Linked DNA regions of Homo sapiens: region 2 is linked to region 1. The links are chromatin loops, found by intact Hi-C in ENCODE. Cell type or tissue: HepG2. All regions are shown on one strand. Each heading gives the region's core, and the rest is flanking DNA. Links, peaks and the distances in the headings are about the cores only. Region 1 holds the start of PCDHB2 (protocadherin beta 2). Region 2 holds the start of PCDHB6 (protocadherin beta 6).

Region 1 (5,387 bases), core at 135-5,134:
TCGCCGTCCACCGCCACCACCTTGGTCACCAGGTAGCCCGGCTCGGCCGCCCGGGGCACCAGCTCGGTGCAGGGCGCGGAGCCGTTCTGCAGCGGGTACAGCACGAAGGGCGAGTTGTCGTTGGCGTCCAGCACCAGCACGCGCACCAGCGCCTCGCTGCTCAACGCCGGGGAGCCGCGGTCTGCGGCGCCCACGCGGAACTCGAACGCCTGCAGGGCCTCGTAGTCCAGCGACTGGAGAGCGAACAGGTGGCCGTTGTCCGCGTTGATGGAGACCAGGGAGGCGAGGGGCAGGTGCGGGTCCTGGGGCGGCAGCAGCGAGTAGGTGACCTGGGCGTTGGTGCCCGAGTCTCTGTCTGTGGCGCTGACGCTGCCGATGTGCAGGGCGGGGCTGTTGTTCTCGCGGACGAACAGGGTGTAGGAGGTTTGGGTGAAGGCGGGGGCGTTGTCATTGACGTCGGAGACCAGCACGGTTATGTTGTGCTCGGTTTTCAGCCTGGGTGTCCCGAAGTCGGTGACGGTGATGGTGATGTTGTATTCGGATCTGGTCTCCCGGTCCAGGGCCGTGCTTATCACCAGAGTGTAAAAGTTCTCAACAGAAGGTTTCAAGAAAAAAGGAAGATCATCTTGGATGGAGCACACCATCCTTCCGTTGTCTCCGGAGTCAGGATCTGAAACGCTGAATACAGCAATGAGGGTGTCCTGCAAGTTTTCTGGGATCTGATTGATAAGTGTCGACATAGTTAGTTCCGGAGGATTGTCATTCAAATCCATCACTTGGACAAATACCACACAAGTTCCAGATAGGCCCCCACCATCTGTCGCCTGAATATTTACTGTGTATGTCTGGATGGATTCGAAATCCAGTTTCTGTCTTAAAAGCAGTTCTCCCGATTTTGCACTTAATCGAAACGTTTTGCGAATGTCTTCAGATGCTTGGGAAAATGCATAAGATATTTCTCCATTAGTTCCAATGTCTAAATCCCTGGCAGAGACGATGGCAACCTGGGATCCAACGGGGCTGTCCTCCGGGATCTGCACCTCATAGAGCAGCTTTGCAAACTCTGGGACGTTGTCATTGATGTCCACAACTTCAATCCGTACCAGGGCCGTGCCGGACCTGGGTGGACTCCCGCCATCTAGCGCTGTGAGGGTTAACCTGATCTCAGGCTGCTCCTCGCGATCCAGGGCTCTGTTCAGCACCAGCTGTGGTAATATTATGCCATCGAGACTGTCTTGTAAATTAAGATGAAAGTGGAAATTGGGACTGATTGTGTAATTTTGGAGACTGTTGGTTCCTACATCCAAGTCCTGGGCACGTTCTATTAAGAAAGTAGTTCCAGGAGTGATACTTTCTGGAATTTTCAAAAGTATTTCTTTGTCTAGGAAAACTGGGGAATGATCATTTACGTCCCTAATCCGTAGCTCCGCCTGAAAAAACTGCAAGGGATTTTCTAGTAACACCTGGAAAGGTAGGACACAGGGCTCTGTGGGGCCGCACAGCTCCTCCCGGTCCAATTTCTCATTTAACAACAAATCCCCGGTCTGCCTATCGAACTGCAAATGCATTTTTTTTCCTTTGGAAACGACCCTGGCCCCCCTCACAGCAAGTTCTCCTATCTCCAGCCCCAGGTCTTTTAACAAATTGGCCACAAAGGAGCCACTCTCCGTTTCCTCGGCCACTGAATAGTGCCTAGGCTGGCAACTAGCCTGAGCTATGCCCAGCAAAACAAAGAATATCAGGACTTGCCTTTGTTTCGGAACGCGCTCCTTCCCCTCTCCGGCCTCCATTGCTTTCTGGTCTCTCACCAAACGTGCTCCAGCTCTGGCTCACGTTGTCGCTAACTCTATCTCCCCGTATCTCGCTGATACTGGGATGAGTGGACAATCCTAGGGCCCGGATTTCCCGGAGCGACCGCCTTAGAAAGCCTCCTCTTCCTGCTTGCTGCTTCTTTAGCTGAGTATCTGGGTAAGGGAGCGTCGGCTGGGTGCTTTGTTTCTGCTACTTCTAAGGCTGCAGCGCCACCCCGCGTCTCTTCCGAGTATTTATTTTCTCCTAAACTTTAAGAAAATCCCAGTGCTTTCTTTCAGGCTGATGGCAATCGAAATTGAGTATTTTCAAGTAGTGTCTCTCAGTGTACCGAAGTCTTATTGGCGTTTCGAAAGGCTCTTCATTGCACCCATAGAGACAGGGCAAGAATAAATAAATCTTCACTTCCCTCACAAATCCAAGCTTTTTTTTTTTTTCAAACTGGAAAAAATAAATTTCAGAACCTGGAAGGGAGTGATCTCAGTCCTAGCATGCTTCGGAAAGAAGGCTTAGACTAAGAAAGTTCTATTTTTATTCAGAGTTTGGGCATGTGTGCAACTCAGTGGTGGTTAGATTACCATCATCACACTCAAACCCAGCTGAAAAACAGAGACCCAGGAAAAGCACAGAATCCAAATAAGAGTATTTTAATGGGCACTGAAATAGTCTCCTTACTCATATTTCTTTCTTTGCACTGCTCCCACTTCACATTTTCCTGAACTTTGATGTGTCTGAGCCTCATGAAACTCTCCAAGAGCAGCCAGATATTTCCTTATTGTAAATGTATCAATATTATTTTCCTTTCTAATGCCTAGGAGAACTTTCAACATAACCTCAATTCAATTACCACATCTAGCAAAGAGCAATTTCATAATATTAAATAGCCAGTAAATATTCCAGTTTCCCCAATTATCTTTAAAAATGTCTTTTCAGTGATGGTTTCTTCAATCTGCTTCCAAACAGGGTATATATGTCATTGTTTGTTGTTAGGTTTTTTAATTTTGTCTTTTTGTTTCTTTTTTAATGTTAATATAAAGAAGTTATCAAGCCACAGAATGACATGAAGGAAACTTAAATGCATATTTCTCAGTGAAAGAATCCAGTCTGAAAAGGCAATGATACTGTATAATTCAAATTACATGATACTCTGAAAAAGGCCAAATTATAGAGACATTTAAAAGACAAGTGATAGCTAGGAAGAAGAGGGAGGGGGATGAAGAGGTTAAACATGGGGTACTTTACGATACTACAATGGTAGATACATGACATTATGCCGTTGTCAAAATCCACAGAACTATACAACACAAAGAGTGAACACTAAACTATGAAATTTAGTTAATAATTTACCAGTATTGGCTCATCAATTGTAACAAATGTACCACAGTAATGCAAGATTTTGATAACAGGGAAACTTTGAGTGGGAGAAAATCGGTATGTGAGGGGAACTGTTTGTACTATTTGCTCAATTTTCTGTAAACTCTAAGGCTGCTTTAAAAAATAATTTTACTTTGGGAGGCCGAGGCAGGCAGATCACGAGGTCAAGAGATCAAGACCATCCTGGCCAACCTGGTGAAACCCCATCTCTACTAAAAATACAAAAAAAATGAGCCAGGCATGGTGATGGGTGCCTGTAATCCCAGCTACTTGGGAGGGTGAGGCAGGAGAATCACTTGAACCCGGGAGGCGGAGATTGCAGTGAGCTGAGATCATGCCATTGCACTCCAAGCCTGGTGACAAAGCGAGACTCCATCTCAAAATAATAATAATAATAATAAATATTAGGATGTGTCTCTAAAAGATCCATTGGGTTAAAAAATTGGGGGATGAAGAAAAAAATTAAATATATAGAACAGTTAAAAGAACTATACATAAACTACAACTCTAACCTCCATCCAAACTTAACAATTGTTTATATTTTACCATATTTGTTCTATCTTATTCTGTACACACACCCGCTTTTCTGATGACTTATATGAAAGTAACTTGCAGACATCATATTTCACCTCTAAATATTTCAGCAGGTATCACATAATTATAATATTATCTCATATAATCATAATGGTTCTATCATACCTAAGAAAATTTAAAAAAATTCTACAGTTATCTAAAATCCAGCCCCAATCAAATTTCACTGTCTTTCCATTATCTTTTCCTCAATTTTGATAAGAATTCACACTCACTCAAGTTCCTTTGACAAATGCACTTACTTTTTTAACTATTTGTTATAAGGAATGTCTTAGAAACTTTTTCAACCAACTTTGATAATTGTATTTGGCTATTAGATCTATTTACTCTAGAATACTCCCCCATCTTTAATGACATTAGATTTCTGAAGTGTCCAGACTAGTTGTTTTGTAGGATGTCCTACATTCCAAATTTGATTGTTTCCTCATGGTATCATTTAACCTGTTCTTCTATCCCCTGTATTTTCAGAAAACTGGACTGGATGATTTATTAAATGTAACAATAGCATAATATTTTAAAAAGCTCTCATTTATCATCTTGTAACTGGCTAAAAAAAGGATAATCACAGGTTCCTTTTCTTAACATTTAGAAAACAAATGCCTATCTCTACCTGTTGATATTATTTTTTGCTTTCCATGATTATTACTTTTATATGGATGTTATAATAATTCAAAATATGTTAATTCATTGACATTGAGCATTAAACAAATTCATTGAGGTGAATAACACCCAAGGTCCAAGTCTTTAAAAACAGCTTTTTATATAATCTGCAAAACCTGATTAGGGTCCGAAATAGATGTAGTGAAGATCAGTTATATCATACAGGCAAATTATAACTGGTAGGTTACTCGAAATTTTATATTTAACCAGGTATATGGCTATTTCCTTTGGACAGGTTTTCTGAACTAAAGCAGTTATGGTTAATTTGGGATAACATAAAGGAGAGGAAAATAGGTAATATGAAGAAAATAACATAATCTCTTCTCACAAGCTGGAGAATAGAAAACTTAATATCTAAGATATTTCAGAGGATACAATAACCAAGAACACATTAGGTTTTATTGTGAAAAAAATTTTAAAACCTCTCATGTTGTCATGTGTCCTCACAATTCAGAAGGTTTTACCCATCTTTCATTTCAATGCTATTAACACACCTAGAAATAGAAGTAAGTTTCTCTTTTTCAAAGATTATATAACCAACACCAATATTTTATATTCGTATATAGGTTTCCAGCTTTAAATGCATTATATCCGCTATGCTATTTTAAATCATTTATTTTCTTAAACCTTGATGAGAATACACCTTCCTTCTTTACAAATGCTCTTATTTTCTTAATCTCCTTTAATAAGGAATCATATATATTAGATTATAATTTATAGCATATTTATAAGTCTGAATGAAATATGTTTACATATAGTAATTATTTATATTATAATGAGGGGAATCTATTGCATAATTTAAAAATTATGTTATTACAGTAGGTTTAATTTCTTAGGTTTCGCTTTACTTTTCATATGCTGCACAAGCAGAGACATTATCCTAGGAGTCACTTTCATAATTTTGAAGATTCATTTAATAAAATCTAACATATTAAAATGTTACACAAATAATT
Region 2 (5,359 bases), core at 1-5,000, 56 kb before region 1:
CAGCCTGGCGGTGCGCACCTCGCCATTGTGCGCCCACACGCCGAACAGACCGAGCTCCGTGGCCTTGAGCAGCTGGTACGACAGCCAGGCGTTCTGGCCCGAGTCGCCGTCCACCGCCACCACCTTGGTCACCAGGTAGCCCGGCTCGGCCGCCCGGGGCACCAGCTCGGTGCAGGGCGCGGAGCCGTTCTGCAGCGGGTACAACACGAAGGGCGAGTTGTCGTTGGCGTCCAGCACCAGCAAGCGCACCAGCGCCTCGCTGCTCAACGCCGGGGAGCCGCGGTCTGTGGCGCCCACGCGGAACTCGAAAGACTGCAGGGCCTCGTAGTCCAGCGACCTGAGGGCAAACAGGTGGCCGTTGTCCGCGTTGATGGAGACCAGGGAAGAGAGGGGCAGGTGCGGGTCCTGGGGCGGCAGCAGCGAGTAGGTGACCTGGGCGTTGATGCCTGAGTCTCTGTCTGTGGCGCTGACGCTGCCGATGTGCAGGGCGGGGCTGTTGTTCTCGCGGACGAACAGGGTGTAGGAGGTTTGGGTGAAGGCGGGGGCGTTGTCATTGACGTCGGAGACCTGCACAGTTATGCTCTGCTGGGTTTTCAGCCTTGGTGTCCCCAAATCAGTGACCGTGATAGTGATGTTGTACTCGGCTCTGCTCTCTCTGTCCAGCGCGCCTTCTGTTACCAGGGTGTAGAAATTCTCCACGGAAGGTCTTAGTAGAAAGGGGAGATTGTTCTCTATTGAACAAATAACCTGTTGGTTATGTCCAGAGTCTGCATCTGAAACACTGAAAACTGCCACTGTGATCTCTGGTAAGTTTTCTGGGATGAGGCTGATGAAGAACGACATGGTGAGTTCAGGGGCATTGTCATTCACGTCCAGGACCCTGACGACTAAAGAGCATTTTCCTGATAGGCCTCCACCATCTGTAGCCTCAACATCCACGTCATAAGACTGAATTTCCTCAAAATCCAAAGCCTTTCTCAGCCGAATTTCTCCTGTGATTGCGTTTATTTCGAAGGGTTGGTTGACGTCATCGACTTGAAACAGGGCGTAAGATACCTTCCCAAACGATCCTGCATCTAAATCTCTGGCTGAGACGGTAATAACCAGAGAGCCGAGGGGGTTGTTCTCAGGGACTTGTGCTTCATAGAGCTCCTGAGCAAACTCGGGGACGTTGTCATTGATGTCCAAAACCTGGATCTGAATCTCGGAGGTCCCTGACCGGGGCGGAGACCCGCCATCCAGCGCGATCAGCGTTAGCCTGAGTTGGGGCTGCTCCTCGCGGTCCAACGGTTTGTCTAGCACCAGCTCCGGGAACTTCCTGCCTTCGCTGCGATTGCGGGTGAGAACGTGGAAGTGAGGGTTGGAGCTGATTGTGTACCTCTGAAGGCCGTTGCTGCCGGTGTCTAAATCGTGTGCCATTTTCAAAGGAAATATCTTTCCTGGCATAGTAATTTCTGATATTTTCAGGAGCATTTCTCTGGCAGGGAATTCCGGGGCGTGGTCATTTATATCTCTGACTCGCAAGGAAGCCTGAAAAAACTGCAAGGGGTTTTCCAGTAACACTTGGAAAGGTAGCACACACGGCTCAGTGGAGCCACACAGCTCCTCCCGGTCCAGTTTTTCATTTAGCAGTAAATCATGGGTCTGTGGATCAAACTGCAAATGTTGTCTGTTCCCTTTGAAAACAACCCGAGCGCCCCGCGAAGCCAGCTCCCCCACCCTCAGTCCCAGGTCCTTTGTCAAGTTGGCCACAAACGTGCCACTTTCTGTCTCCTCCAATACGGAATACTGAATCGATTCAGAACCCACCTCTCCCCAAAGCATCAATAAAATGAAGAAAGCCACTTGCCTTTTCTTGTTCTGTACTTTAGTTTGCATCATGTCTATTATGTCTGAATACGGAAGAAAAATCCTTTTCAGCTCCCAATCACCACATCTACCGTCGACCCTCTCGGATGTCTTTGCAGAGATTTTTAAATTCGTTCTTACAACTTGTCTGGCGACGACTGCCTTCCCGGACACATCTATCTCAGCTTTAGCTGTAAACGTGGTCTGTATTTTTACTTGGCTTCTGGATGAAACGGAGTCCACCGAGTCTGCAGAGCTTTCATTCACTCTCTTAGCTTGTACCGCCACCACGCGTTCAAACTAATAACTTCATGAGATGTTTTCAGGTCAATAGCATTTCAGAAATCTGAGCATTATAAAGACTTTTAAGTCGAGTCAGTGTTTCTCAAACTGAGTGCGTGGACCGCATGCATAAATAATTGCTTGCGAGCGTTGGTTTTTTTGTGTGTATGTTTTTGTTTTTAAGCCAATTCCTGGGTTCACTCCCCTCTAGAACTTGAATCAAATTCCCTGGTGGTGCTAATTAAGGAGAAAGATTGAAGTGCAGATTCTACACTTCAGTCTTTCTCCTTTGATGCTTCAGCAGTGCAATTTATCTCTGATGAACTATTTAATCTATTAGTCCAAGAGGTACACTATTTAATTGTCCCAACAAACAATGCAAAACAACGAAGTTTGTTAGCAACAATAATGGTAAAATAAACAATAAATTATCTAAATTATATGACTCATAAATGGCATGAAAAAAAAAACCTACTTTGTTATATAGTTATGCCTGCACAGTAAAAAGAACAATTAGGCTATTAGGAGGAAAACTGAGGCCAAGAAGTACGTATGATACATGTATCTAAGTAAATTAAAGTATTTAAAAGAGGGACTAGAAGCAATCAAGTAGTTGTCATAAGCATTTTAGGATTCTACTCCATTTTTGCATGGATAGAATTAGACATTGTTTTAACAGTCTTGTGCATTTTATTTTTTGATCAAATTCCCCTCTTACATTATTTAATCAAGGTCCAAATATATTACCGTGTTGTACAAACATGATGCAACACAGAAAACAAACATTCAAGAATCACCTTCACCGTCTTCTCACAGCAAAAAGAACACCAAGTCCAATAAATACAGGCCAAATTAAGGTACTGTTAAAACAGGTGAGTTACATTTGAGTGAATGCCATGGAATTCAATGATGGAATATTATGGCTATATCCATTCCCATCTCACTAGTTTCTACTCAGATACATTGGAACATGTATCTCTAAACAAACTGAAAATGTGTGAAATAGATTAGTGCACATAGAAGAGGTAAAATATGCCAAACAATTCAATTCATTTCAGATTAATTTCATATTTATTGAGAGGTGAAATCAATTGAGTTCAAACAAAGTTCACTTCAGGTAAGGGCCAAGGTGATAGAAGATTAAAAATCAAGATATTTTCAAATACATAAATGCTAGGCAAAACAAATAAGGCTAAATAAAATCTAAACTCTGAATAGCTGAGATGATCTTGTAGTTCAAAATCACCTCTATGTAGCCAGAAAAACAAAAGATTATGAATGTGACCAGCCTCCAGGGTTCACTTGATAGATGCTACTGGGAACACACTGTTCCTTGAGAATGTAACAAAATGAAATTATGAAATAAACCAACAATAATAAACATATTGGACTGGTGTCATCTCTTTGCTGAAACAAGGCCATTATTTCCTGCTCAATCTTAAATGCTTCCTTCTTTCGGTGAGCATTCTGAGTTCTGATTCCAGCTTAACGGCATCCACAAAGTCTTTTATTCACTCTGTTTCTCTGAAGCACCACCAGGCATCCTCGAATATAGGTTGTTGAATTATTTTTTTACGTCAGAGCAAATTTATCAGCAGTACAGTATTTGTCAAACTCCATTTAGATCCTTGAAATGTCTTTGATAACATTGGTAGTTATATAGAAAGAGGATAATAGCTCAAAGTACCCCAAAAAGATATCAGTTGGGTCTATCAAGAAACTGCCTTTTTATAGAAAATGGATTACGTTAGATTGTTTCAGGAGAATGTTTCTCTGTGTTGCCCTCTTTTGCTTTGATTTGATTGACTAGAGTAGAGTTGAATTAAGTTTGCATTCGTAAACATGTTCTCACAAGGACTCATTAACTTAAAATTTTTATTATGGAAAAATTCTAACATATACAAAGTAAACAGAATAAGCCTCTGTACACAATCAGTTTCACAACATTCTGTTGTCTTGTTTTGTCTATACCTTTCTCTCCATTCTCTGCTTCCCGCTTAATGATTACTTTTGTATAGTTCTTTTCTTAAGGCAATGTTTACAGAAATTGAAATGCACCAATCTTAACTGTACCATTTTAACAAATGGATTCATGTGTGTAACTCACACTTTTTTCAAGATACGGAACATTTTCATCATTCACTGGAAATCATCTTAATCATATTTTGAAGCTCAGTTTTGTTAACTGGGGAGCAAAACCTTGGTCTCATCTGGACACATGATGGAAAAGTAGACAATGTGAAAAAGCACCATGCCCCATATTCTTTATGCTCATGTATGCTAAAGTGAAGTGATAGATTAATTTAGCTGGACTGTTACCAGCAAGCTGAAATAGTATTTCAACTGACTGAACATTGTAAAGTATGTTAAAATTAATTTTATTTAGTTAGCCTGTAATGACAGGTTGAACAGCCCTTGTCCAAAATGCTTGAGACCAGAAGTGTTTCAGATTTCAGATTTTTTAGATATTAGAATATTTGCATGTACATACCGGGATATCTTGGTAATGAAAACCAAGTCTAAACATGAAATTCATTTAAGTTTCATATACATCTTATACAAATAGGCTGAAGGTAATTTTGCTTAATATTTTTAAACAATTTTGTGCATGAAACAAAGTTTGCATTACGTACTTATGTGTGGAATTTTCTACTTGTGGCATCAGGTTGGCTCAAAAAGTTTTGGGTTTTGGAGCAGTTCCTATTTTTGGATTTTTGGATTAGGGATGCCCAACCTGTACCTGTACTACATAGCTGATCAAGCTGATTTCCATTTTATGTTTCAGTTAATCCCATTATAATTTTAAAAAATTATTCAAGTTTATCAAAAGAGAAAGGAAAAGACCTTCAAGGACAAATTGAATCTCTTAAAACTCTTCTTTAGTTATATAGAAAGAAAAACATAGTAATACAGGGAAAAGTTAGAGATGATATATAAGCAATCACTTAAAGAAACTCAATTAACAGGAGATATGTTGCAAGGAAGTTGAAAATATAAAGGATTTGATACTAAATCACATTTGAAATCTGAAATGATTGGGTAAGACTTTTTGTCAGTATTGCTAGAGGTTTGTCATTTTTTAAAATGTTTTTCAAAGAACCAGTTCTTTGTTTCTTTATTGCTTTCTCTATTTGCTTTGAATTTTCTTGATTTCTTCTATTATCTTTGTTATTTCCTTATTTCTGAATGCTTTGGGTTTATTTTCCTCATCTTTTTCTAGATTCTCGAG

What was found. A loop is a pair of places that touch in the nucleus more often than their neighbours do. Peaks named below come from ENCODE experiments on the same cell type or tissue, not always from the same donor. Only the 100,000 strongest peaks of a DNase experiment are listed, where the experiment ranks them.
Region 2: it touches region 1 in a loop (5-fold over the local background); 2 of 110 quality-filtered maps call a loop at or near these places.

What each region holds. Positions count from the first base shown.
Region 1 is chr5:141,091,194-141,096,580 of GRCh38, reverse strand. It overlaps PCDHB2 (protocadherin beta 2), which reads right to left and starts at 1,966. Exons shown (of 1, transcript NM_018936.4): 1 at 1-1,966. The coding sequence starts at 1,790. It also overlaps PCDHB@. In HepG2, for the core only: a CTCF peak has its summit at 2,014; a DNase peak (open chromatin) is centred at 1,980; H3K4me3 peaks cover 1,110 bases.
Region 2 is chr5:141,146,780-141,152,138 of GRCh38, reverse strand. It overlaps PCDHB6 (protocadherin beta 6), which reads right to left and starts at 2,082. Exons shown (of 1, transcript NM_018939.4): 1 at 1-2,082. The coding sequence starts at 1,881. It also overlaps PCDHB@. In HepG2, for the core only: a CTCF peak has its summit at 2,138; a DNase peak (open chromatin) is centred at 2,128; H3K4me3 peaks cover 436 bases; H3K27me3 peaks cover 1,048 bases.